Linked DNA regions of Homo sapiens: region 1 is linked to region 2. A link is an interaction called in ENCODE POLR2A ChIA-PET data of the cell type or tissue named here. Cell type or tissue: PC-9. All regions are shown on one strand. Links, peaks and the distances in the headings refer to the core of each region. The heading gives the core; the rest is flanking DNA.

Region 1 (6,286 bases), core at 544-5,543, 1.0 Mb before region 2:
CACACACACACACACACACACACAATAAGTCAATTTTCTCTCCCTTTTGGTACAGGAGCTGCCACAAGCTAAGTAATTAGGCCTTAGAGCATTCCCATCTGGGTATCCACAGTTCAAGATTAATGTATTGCCACAGATTTTAAAACAGAATTGATAGTATGAATATTTTTGTTGGTTGAAATTTATAAAACGTATCAGCTGCCAGGCACGGTGGCTCACACCTGTAAACCCAGCACTTTGGGAGGCCAAGGTGAGTGGATCACCTGAAGTCAGGAGTTCAAGATCAGCCTGGCCAACATGGCAAAACCTTGTCTCTACGAAAAATAAAAAAATTAGCCAGCATGGTGGTGCATGCCTGTAATCCCAGCTACTCCGGAGGCTGAGGCAGGAGAATTGCTTGAACCCAGGAGGCAGAGGTTGCAGTCAGCCGAGGTCACACCATTGCACTCCAGCCTAGGCAATAAGAGCAAAACTCCGTCTCAAAAAAAAAAAAAAGTATCAGCTTCATTTAGACTCTTCATTTTTATTTTAACAAGTAACATTTCTAAGGCTATTAATGAAGGTCCTAACTTACATTAAAAAAAGAGACTTTATTTTTAAGATACTCCCTTCATCCCACCTCAAAACTGCAGCCAACTCTGATGTTATCTACATGATCTTTTTCTAAGTGGTCTGTTGCCACACTTGGGAAGGATAAGAGAGATTAAAGGAGCAACTCTGGGGAAAAAACAGAGCAAAGGGACTGAAGGAAAATCAAGTATTAAGTAAAGGTTAGACCAGAATGCTACATCACATGGAAGTTTAAGTCTGTAGTGCACACAGGCTCTGAGGAAATCAATAGTAATAGGATTTCTGGATTTTGACTTTGTAAATTTTTAAATGATTTAATTTCCTAAATTATTAATATTTCAGAAAATAAATATATCTGGAAAAATAGGCAACTATCATACCCAACATCATAACAAAGGGTTCTTTAGTTTTTCTATCAGTTTTTTCTCCCTCATTCACTAGTTAAAAACAAGGTACTATCAGATACAAATTCATTTAAGGTGACTTTTTTATTATTAAAATTGGGTAGAAATAAAATAGCCAAACAAGCATAAAACTTAAGACATGCCTTGATATTAAATAAAAATACTAACATGCTGTTACTTGCTCTGCTGATTATCACATTAAAGCAATTACATCAGCAGTCTACCTGTAAAAATTTCTTCTTCATTTCATCAAAGATATTTTGTCTGCATCTCCAAAACACATCCTATGGTATATAAGAACAAAATGAATTACAAATTATTTATATAAAATAAAGGGAAAAGACAGTGAAATGAGAACAATTAACCTAAAAACATTTTTGCAATAAAATATGTATTAATTAAAGTATTAGTACATCATCTAGAATTTTATTCATGAATGTGCAAAGTTACTAAAAATCTATGATAAAGAGGTGATAAAGAATAAGATAAATATGGAAATAGCCATTTTAATAAAGAATGATAGCTTAAGAATTGTGTGTAAATCAAATGTTGTAAGTCACATAATATTTTGTGTCCAGTAAAGAAATTCTGCAGTTCTCTGCACTAAAGGAAACCAAGAGATCTCTTGATTTTGCTAGTCTCTAAAAATTTGAATTTTTCACGACAGCTACTCTTAAAACAAGGCTGCTTAACAATATCCCTCACAACTATTTTAATATATATCTCCTTCTTATGAGTTTAACAATTAAATTACAATTAATACAAAAACATATAAAAGGAAATAAAAGTAACCTATAATCAAGAGATAATCTCTTGAAAAATCTTGATTTTACATCACTCTACACTTTTTCTGTACATATTTTGTCTTATTCTCCCTTCTTCAGTTAATAAAAAGAAATCAACATATTCTCTTGAAAGGCGCTTTTACTTTTACAATAGAAATATATTTCTGTTATAATAGCAACATACAGTTTTCTGAAAAGCAACTCTAAAATAGCCACCATTGCTCTCATCTCATCTTCTCCAGTCTATGCACATATAATATTTATTATACAGAGAGAGTACTTTTAACCAAATAGGACAATTTCATATACCAGTATTTGAAATCTACTTCTTGTCCCTCAATACTCATTGTTTTTGTATGCCAAAACATTCAGTTTAAAAACTGCAGTGTTCCATTATATAGACAAACCATAATTTAACTAATCTGCTATTAATGGGCATTTAAGCCCCTCCAAACATTCACTACAGCATTGCTTGTTTGTATAATTTTTCCTTAAGATAATTTCTCAAAGAAAGAATTACTAGATCAAAGTATATGTACGCATTTTTAGAATTTTTAATACATGGTGCCTTTCACAAAAAAATTGTTGAACTGCAACTATCTTTCAACACTGTTCTCCCAACACTGTTCACCCTGCTCTCAAGGAGGTGATGCTGTGCAGTGGTAACTAATCTATAAGCAAATCTAAACTATCAGGCATCCATCATCCTTCAGGGTCTTTATGTATCTGTACCATGTACCTGGAATATTTTTCCCTGGATGTCCTCACCTCCTTTGCTCAAGTATCACTGCTGTGGGGCTTTAAAACATATCCACAAATTCTTTGACTTGCTTCCCTACGTAAAGTAGGAGTCTAACTTGCCTCCAGCAAAAGTAGGAGGCTAATTCCAGTCCCCTTTAATATAGACCAGACTTAGTGACTCCCTGTAATACACAGCATGATTTTCAAGGCTGGGTTAGAAAAGGTGTAATAACTTCCTCCTGGCCCTCAGCTCCTTACTGTTAGAACCCAGCCTCCATGCTGTGAGGAAGGAAGCCAAGCAGCCACTGGAAAAACTATGTGTAGATGTTCCAGCCACATCCCAAATGAGATCTCAGCAGACAACCAGCATCAACCACCTACATGTTGAGTGAGGAAGCTTTCAGACGATTCCAGCCCCTAGCCTTTCTGCTGCCCCCAGCTGATGCCTAGCAGAGCAGAAACAAGCTGTTTCAGCCTAACCTTACCCAAACTGCACATCTACGAGAAAAGTCACTAGATCTGGGGGCAGATTGTTATATAGCAAAAGATAATCAGAATAGTTCATTTCTCAATCAAGTCCTTCTCTCATCTTATCTAACATTCCAATCCTGTTGGTGCTCCTTATCTCCCAATGTATGAAACAATGATTTTCAAACACTGAACAAGAGGCAACACAGGTAATGATCCCTGTGAAAGCAGAAACAAAAAAGGTAAGCCACCTTCTAGGCTGCAGTGCAGGGAGGGAGAGTGCAGGTGGAGTCCAGCAATCTCCCTGAGTTAAAGGAGTTGGGAGTTCAAGGGGTGGAAAGAGCTACAACTCGCAGGGCAGGATACAGGGCAGAAGAAAGCTGGACACTCTGTGCAAACAGCAAGCTCCAAGGGACCTACAGTGCATCCCCCTAGAGTGTTTGGCTGATTTCTCATCAGCATATGTGTGTAAAGAGAGTGCCTGAGGCAAGGGAAAGAACCACAGGAAAAGAATCCCTGGAGCTCACTTAGGTTCCCACCAACCAGAATTCTTTTTTTTTTTTTTTTTTTTTTTTTTTTTTTTTTTTTGAGAGGGAGTTTCGCTCTGTTGCCAGGCTGGAGTGCAGTGGCACGATCTCAGCTCACTGCAAGCTCTGCCTCCTGGGTTCAAGCAATTCTCCTGCCTCAGCCTCCCGAGTAGCTGGGACTACAGGCATGCACCACCATGCCCAGCTAATTTTTGCATTTTTTAGTAGAGACGGGGTTTCACCATGTTGGCCAGGATGGTCTCCATCTCTTGACCTCATGACCTATCCGCCTCGGCCTCCCAAAGCGCTGAGATTACATGCGTGCGCCACTGCACCCAGCTGCCCACCAACCAGAATTTTTAAAATCTCATAATGCACAGGGCATCAGATAAGGGTACTCAAAAGGGTACTGTCTTAGTACTGGGACCAAATTAGACCTAATCTAAAGACTACTCTGGTCCAACCTTAGGAAGCTTAAAAGCAAAACTCAAAAGGATCAAACTGTTTACAAATAAACCATCTGCATCTAAGAACAAAACTCAAGAATATCTACAGGAATAAAAAACATCCAGGACCCACCAAGGTAAAATTCTCAATGTTTGGCATCCCACTGGAAATAAACAAACATGCAAAGAAGCAGGAAACTATGACCCATATGAAGAGAAAAAAAATAAGTATCTAAGATAATAAATAACATGGATGGGATTAACAAATGTAAGCACTGATGTAGATGAATGAATGAATGCTTAAGACACAGCACAAGAAACTATTAAAATTAAAACAAAGAGAGGAAAAAGAATCAAAAGAGAAAGAACAGAAAAGCGGGATAATTTTCTTACCAGAAACCACGGAGGCCAGAAGGAAGTGGCACAGTATTTTTCAGGTGCTTACAAAAAATAACCGTCAAACCAGAATCCAATAACCAGCAGAAATGCCCTTCAAGAACGACCCAGGAATTGCTTTAATAATCAAGTGGAATTCAAGACATTCTCAGATGAAGGAAAACTCAAAGAATTTGCATCCAGTGGAACTACCCTACAGGAAGGAATAGCTAAAGACAGTTCTTTAAACAAAAGAGAAATCATCAAAGAAACCTTAGAACATCAGGAAAAAAGAATACAGACAGCAAAAATATAGCTAAATATAATACATTTTCCTTCTCTTGAGTTTTTATTAAAGACTTGACAGTTGAGGTAAAAACTAAAATATTGTCTGATGTGGTTACAAGTCAAGAAAATATTTAACACAATTATAAACAGGGTAGGGTAAAAATACATGAAGGGAAATAAGGTTTCTACATTTCACTTGAACTAGTAAAATAACACCTGTAGACTGTGATAAGTTGGTTTACATTATGTCACACCTAGAGAAGCCACCAAGAAAGCTATATAAAAGGAAACAATAAAAATACTATAAATTAATCAAAATAGACAAATGTTCAAATAACCCACAGGAAAACAAGTAAAAGATAACAGAGGGGAAAAAAAAAAGAAACAGAAAACAAAAAAACAAAATGTCACACTTAAGCTCTAATATATTAATTATTACATCAAATATAAATGATCTAAATACCCCAATTACCAGCACAGAAATTGTTTTGGCTCAAGGTTCTGGAGACTAGGAAATCCAATATCAAGATGCCAGCATCTGGCAAGGGCTTTCCTGCTACATCATAACATGACAGAAGGCATCACATGGTGCAAGAGCAAAAAGAGGGTGAAAGAGAGGGTGAACCCACTCCCACGATAATGAACCCACTCCTGTCCATTCATGAGGGCAGAGCGCTCATGATCTAAATACCTCTTAAAGGTATTTGACATCTCTTAATACTATCATAATAGAAACTAAATTTCCACATGAATTTTGAAGACGGCAAGCATTCAAACCATAGCAAAGTTTGATGCAAATCCTATCAAAATCCCAGCAAGACTTTTTGAAAATTTTGATGATTATCCTGAAATTTATAGGGAAAGGCAAAGGAATCAGAATAACTAAAAGGATATTGAAAAGGAATAAAGTGAAAGGTCTCAGTTTACCTGATTTTAAGATTTAACATACAGCAACAGTAATCAAGACTGTGTGGTATTTGTAGAGAGATAAATAGATCAATGTCACAATAGAGACCTACACAAATATGCACAACTGATTTTTGACTAGGTACAAAAGCAACTCAATGGAAGAAAAATAGTCTTTCCAAAAATGATGCTGTAATATTTCATTTAGACATCCAGAAGCAAAAAAAAAAAATTCTCAACCTAACTCTCCATCTTATATTAAAATTAACATAAATGTGGATCATAAACATAAATGGAAAACATAAAACTATAAAACCTTTAGGAAAACACATAGGAGAAAATGTTCTCAGTACTCAGGCTAGGCAGAGTCCTTAGCCTTGACACCAAAATCATAATCCATAAAAGGAAAAATTGATAAACTGGACTTCATCAAAATTTAAAATGCCTACTCTGCAAAGATTCCGTTAAGGACTAAAAGTTACAGACTGGGAGAAAATATTTCAAACCACATAATCAACAAAGGATTAGTATCTAGAATATATAAAGAACTCTAAAAACCTACAAAAAAAAGCAAACAATCCAATTAGCACATAGACAAAAATCATGAAAAGACATTTCAATGAAGCGTATAAACAGATGCAAATAAGCACATAAAAAGATGTACAACATACTAACCATTAGATAAATGCAAATTAATACCAAAATGAAATATTACCACATCGTTTTCAGAATGGTTAAAATAAAAAAAAAATAGCAACATCAAATACTGGCAAAGT
Region 2 (6,286 bases), core at 614-5,613:
TGTATGGAGCATTTACTTGGTATTTAGCCAGTCAAACACTGAAACATACAACCATGCCTCTGCCTTGTATTACATCACTGCTAGTGAAATGGACTTAGGAATCTGGACAAAGTTAGTGTAGCATTTCCAAGTCATAAAATATTTTAAAACATGCTAATTCAGACTAAAGAAATGTTTAATGAAAAGTTTAAATTGTTATTTCCAATTCTATAGAGTAGAACAGGGAATGTAAGATCTATGAGGGCAGGAACCTTGACTTTCTTATCTACCTCTGTATTCTCAGGGCCTAAAATAATGCCTGATGCCTAATAGTTCATTAAATGGGTGTTTAGTATCGATATGTTAGTGGTGGGAAAAGGACTAGGTTTGACTCTGAACTCTTTGACACTTTCTAGTCTGGACCATTGTTCAAGTCACTTAAGTTCTCTCACCCTCAGTTTCTTCCTCTCTTTTAAGAGGAATAATATTTTATTCTGTGTTTTACAGCCCTGCTCTGAGAATCAAATAATGTAATACATGTAAAATCCCTATGTAAAATGTTATAGCATTATCAAATATCATTATTTTAATACTAACAATGTTATAACACAATATTACCTGGTAGAGATTTTTAGTAGACTTGAGTTAATAATAGTTACCTTTTTTGTTTTGTTCTTTTTGATCACATATTGGATGCCAGATGCTTTATATATGTATTTCATTTAATCATGATAACAACTCTGTGAGGTAAGCTATCAATCCCATTTTAGAGATGAAGAAACAAAGGCTATGTGTTAGTTACCTATTGCTTAACAAATTGCTCCAAAACATAGTGGCTTAAAACATCAACATTTATTACCTCACAGTTGCTATACGTCAGGAATCAGGTGGAGCTTAGCTTCAGAGTCTCTCACTGGCTGCGATGAAGGTGTTAGCAAGAGCTGCAGTCATTTCAAGACTCCACTAGAGCCGCGCGCGGTGGCTCACGCCTGTAATCCCAGCACTTTGAGAGGCTGAGGTGGGAGGATCACGGGGTCAGTAGATCGAGACCATCCTGGCTAACACGGTGAAACCCCGTCTCTACTAAAAATACAAAAAATTAGCCGGGCATGGTGGCAGGTACCTGTAGTCCCAGCTACTTGGGAGGCTGAGGCAGGAGAATGGCATGAACCCAGGAGGCGGAGCTTGCAGTGAGCCGTGATTGCACCACTGCACTCTAGCCTGGGCGACAGAGCGAGACTCCGTCTCAAAAAAAAAAAAAAAAGACTCCACTAGTGAAGGATCCACTTCCAAGCTTACTCCTGTTGGCAGGATTCAGTTTTTTGCAGGCTGTTGGAAGTTCCTTGACACATGGACCTCTACAGGGCAGCTCACAACATTCCAGCAGGTTTCATCAAAGTGAACAAGTGAGAAAGCACCAGTAAGACCAAAATCATAATTTTTTGTAACCTAGTTTTGGAGGTGACATCCCATCATTTTTGTTATGTTCTATTCATTAAAAGCAAGTCACTAGGTCCAGCCCATATTCAAGGGGAAGGTATTATGCAAGAGTGTGAATACCAGGAGGCGGAAATCACAGTGAGCCACTTTAGAAGGCGTCTCCCTCAGGATCAGGGTGCTCAAGTTGTTTATCCAGTTTTACAAAGCTAATGAGTAACAAACCTGAGATTCCAGGTTACATCTGTCTGACTTCAAAGCACACAGTATTTCCATTTGTTGCTCTTCTCTCAGTGAATACATAGAATTGTATGTAATTTTTATATTATGTTTATGGTTAGCATAAACTTGACTAGAGATGAATTTTTCTAAAGCATTAAAAATGTTTGGCCAGGCACGGTGGCACATGCTTGTAATCCCAGCACTTTGGGAGGCCGAGACAGGCAGATTACGAGGTCAGGAGTTCAAGACCAGCCTGACCACCATGGTGAAACTCTGTCTCTACTAAAAATACAAAAATTAGCCAGGTGCAGTGCTGCGCACCTGTAATCCTAGCTACTCAGGAGGCTGAGGCAGGAGAATTGCTTGAACCCGGGAGGCAGAGGTTGCAGTGAGCAGAGATGACACCACTGCACTCCAGCCTGGGCAACAGAGCAAGACTCTCTCAAAAAAAAGTTTGTTTTGTGTCATAGAATAAGTTACCTTCATTCTAATGTTTTTTAGGATTGTTCATCCTAATCAATTTTCTTAATAGATAGGGACAGTTAAATCTTTTTCATTCTTGGTCTGTGATAATAAATTCCAAGTTTTAGTTCATATTTTTAAAAACACACAAAGTAGAAGTTACCTGTCAGCAAGACCATCTAAGGAAAATAATCTGGTGGATATGCTAGTATTACTAATAGACCTGTGGAGAGCATTTTTTTCATTTGTTAATTTATTCACAGTTTAATGGGGTACAGGGACAGACATTTATAAATAACAATAAAGATTTATACAAGGATCTATGTAAGTTCAGAGAAAAATATGATGAAGTATGAGTCAAAGACAAATTCATAGAGATAAATGCTGTATTTGAGTCTTGAACCATGAATCTGAATTTATCAGGTGGCCAAGGCACTGTGTTTTTTTTTTTTTAAAGCCCTCCCTTTTTTTTAAGAGACAGGATCTCACTCCAGGCTGGAGTGCAGTGATGCCTTCATAGCTCACTGCCACCTCAAACTCTTGGCCTCAAGTAATCCTCCCACCTCAGCCCCCTGAGTAACTAGGACTATAGGTGTGCATCACGATGCTCAGCTAATTATCAACTTTTTGTAGAGATAGGGTCTTGCTATTTTGCCCAGGCTAGTCTCAAATTCCTGGCCTCAAGGAATTCTGCCTCGGCCTCCTAGAATGCTGGGATTATAGACTTGAGCCACCACGCCCAGTCTGTTCAAGATTATTAAAGATTATCAGAGTCCAAATTACCAGCAGACTTGGAATTTTGAGAAGTCTCTGAAAGAAGGGAGATGGGATCAAATTGGCAGTGTAATAATTCAGGCTCAGAAGTGATAGATTAAAGAAAAGAGATAGATGGAGTAGGGGAGTAGAAGGCAGGGGTGGGGATGGCATAGCGTCCTAGAGCAACTATAAAGGATAACTTTTGGGGAATGGAATTTGAAACCTCTGGTTGGGTTGGCTCCTTCCCTCATTCATTCTTCAAAGCCAAGGGTACCTCAGAATGGTATTTGCCCCTAGCTAGCACAGTGACTTTGGAAACTTGGGGCCAATAAGCCAGGCAGTACCCCAGTGGCTACACTGTGTCCAGGAAAGGAAGCCTCATTTCACACTCAGAATGTTAGCTACTGGCATACCCTGTCCAGGATTACATTTTATCCCCTCACAATCACTAGAGCAAACTATGATAAACAGAAATGGCCTCATACACAGAGAACAGGAAATAACAAGATGAGAACAAAATTAGGAACAACCAAATGCCGGAGGAAGACCAGTACCATGAAAGCATGACAGCAGTCAACAAACAAAAAGCAAGTAGTTTTCAGAGTAAACAGAAGAGGATCTGTGAAATGATAATTATTAATAATTAGTGCATCCTGGTGTGGTGTCAGGCATTCTTCTAAGCACCTCACATGTTTTTTTTAAATTTAGTTTGTATACAGAATATCCCCAGAGGAATAGGAGAGAATATTGTAATGATGAAAAAGAACCAGTTAAATAGATTGTTACCATTTTAAAAAATTATGCGAGGTGTGGTGGCTCACACCTGTAATCCCAACAATTTGGGAGGCTGAGGTGGGTGGATTGCTTGAGCTCATGAGTTTGAGACCAGCCTGGGAAACATGACGAAACCTCGTCTCTACAAAAAATACAAAAATTAGCTGGGGGTAGTGGTGCATGCCTGTAGTCCCAGCTACTCAGGAGGCTGAGGTGGGAGGATGGCTTCAGCCCAGGAGGCAGATGTTGCAGTGAGCTGAGATGGTGCCACTGCACTCCAGCCTGGGCATAGACCCAGACCTTGTCTCCAAAAAATAAATAAATAAAATACAATATAATTTTTAAAAATTAAAAGGTGGACTAAACAGTGAATGGACTTCTTCAATGAAGAGCAAACTAGCAAAACTGGAACAGTAAGCTAAAGAGTTACTCCAAAAGAACAAAGATAATGGTGGAGGGTGATTTCAGAGACATGTAAAATAAATGCAGGGATTCCAGTAACTCATAGTTCCAAAGAGAGACACATGAAATAATTTTACGGAGGAAATATTAAAGAAGTGATAGAAGAAAAGTCCATGTCTGGGTGCAGCGGTTTACACCTGTAATCCCAGCACTTTGGGAAGCTGAGGCAGCAGGATCGCTTGAGCCCAGGAGTTTAAGACTAGCTTGGGCAACACAGTGAGACCCTGTCTCTATTTTTAAATATATATGTATTTTTAAAATGTTATAAAGAAAAATTCCTGGCATTACTTTAGTGTAATTTATAAGATTTATTTAATGTCATTTGCATCTAAAAAAGGAGCAAACATTATTTTAGTGCATCTTATTTTTTATTCCACATTGCATCAAAAATTTCATCACTTCATGTGTTTCTAAATCATATATTTATGTTTGCATAATTGTGCTCATTTTTAAACTTTATATATATATATATATATATATATTTAATAGAGATGGGGTCTCACTATGATGGGGTCTCACTGTGTTCAAGACTGGTCAGTCTTGAACTCCTGGCTTCAAGCAGCCCTCCCACCTTGGCCTCCCAAAGTGCCAGGATTATAGGTGTGAGCTACCATGCCCAGCGTAAACTTTTTATTTTGAAATAAAGTTAGACTGGCTGGGTGTGGTGACTCATGCCTGTAATCTTAGCACTTTGGGAGGCTGAGGCGGGCAGATCACCTGAGGTCAGGAGTTTGAGACCAATCTGGCCAACATGGCAAAACCCCATCTCTACTAAAAATACAAAAATTAGCCAGGTGTGGTGGCGGGCTACTCAAGAGGCTGAGGCAGGAGAATCACTTGAACCCGGGAGGCAGAGGTTGCAGTGAGCCGAGATCACACCATTGCACTCCAGCCTGGGAGACAGAGCAAAACTCCATCTCAAAAATAAATAAATAAAGTTACACTTACAGAAAAGTTGCAAAAATAGTACCAATACCTTCACATAGCTTCCCCTAATATCAACGTATTATATAATTATAGCATAATTATCAAAATTAATAAACATAAGTACAATACCATTAGCTAAATTACAAATACACCTTATATAAATGAGGAGAGAAAACAAGTCAATGGGAATGATTAACCTATATAGATACATACAAAATAGAATAAAGTAGATGGGTAGCTACTACATCTTTATTTCTACAACTGGTCTCGTAAACTAGAATATCCTTCCTTCATTATCTATTCCATCTTCATACTGCCAGCATCTGCAGCTGGTTAATAAACTTCCAGTTAAGAGGAACCATTCTTGGATTTTCTGGGTTAGAGCATGTCTCCCTTAGATAAAGAGTTCTACATAGGCAAAGCTCAAAGTTGTGAAAATAGAAAGCAAAACATTTTGAGTGCATCAGTGGGTATCGTAGTGGGAAGTGTTTATCTCAAGCCTGGGTTTCCCAGCAGATATAGATAAGGGAAAAACCGCGCTTTATGTTGGTTGCTGGTTCACAGCACATTGCTGTAGCACAGGAGTTGGCATGCTTTTTTCTGTAAAGGACCAGATAATAAATATTCCAAGCTTTAAAGACCACACATGATTGATATCTGTCATGTATTCTTTTTTGTTGTTACTGTTACAACCCTTAAAAAGTGTAAAAAAAAAATTCTTAAAATCTGTCCAAAAATAGGATTTAGGGCATATTTGCCCTCAGACTATAATTTGCTAATCTCTGCTATAGGGCGACATCCTAACTTTGCAAAGCATTCCTTCCCTGCTGGGAAACAAAAGACACATACACACAAATGTTCATTGCAGCACTGTTCACAATAGCAAAGACATGGAATCAACTTAAATGCCCATCAATGACAGACTGGGTAAAGAAAATGTGGTACATATACACCATGGAATACTAAATGGCCATAAAAAAGAACGAGATCATGTCTTTTGCAGGAACGTGGATGGAGCTGGTGGCCATTATTCTTAGTAAACTCATGCAGGAACAAAACCAGATACTGCATGTTCCCACTTACAGGTGAGAGCTAAATGTTGAGAACACATGGACACACAGAGAGGAACAACAGACACTGGTGCCTACTTGAGGATGGAAGGTGGAAGGAGGGAGATGAGCAGAAAAAATAACTGTTGGCTTAGTACCTGAGTCACAAAATGGAACAGCTGGAACTGAGTCTTCAAAAAGCTGTTCAAGAGTTCTGA

The links. ChIA-PET counts read pairs that join two places held together with the same protein. Peaks named below come from ENCODE experiments on the same cell type or tissue, not always from the same donor. Only the 100,000 strongest peaks of a DNase experiment are listed, where the experiment ranks them.
Region 1: POLR2A ChIA-PET joins it to region 2 with 6 read pairs; 2 of 35 experiments call an interaction of 5 or more read pairs at or near these places.

What each region holds. Positions count from the first base shown.
Region 1 is chr11:11,868,772-11,875,057 of GRCh38, reverse strand. All of the region lies in intron 1 of USP47 (ubiquitin specific peptidase 47), which reads right to left. Among named protein-coding and RNA genes, the nearest start is that of USP47, 30 kb to the right of the region's middle. RefSeq lists enhancers at 2,558-3,362, 3,363-4,169. In PC-9, for the core only: no CTCF peak of the experiment used is centred there; a DNase peak (open chromatin) is centred at 3,457.
Region 2 is chr11:10,838,310-10,844,595 of GRCh38, reverse strand. No RefSeq gene overlaps it. Among named protein-coding and RNA genes, the nearest start is that of ZBED5, 17 kb to the left of the region's middle. RefSeq lists a silencer at 5,300-5,594. In PC-9, for the core only: no CTCF peak of the experiment used is centred there; a DNase peak (open chromatin) is centred at 1,585; H3K27ac peaks cover 1,876 bases.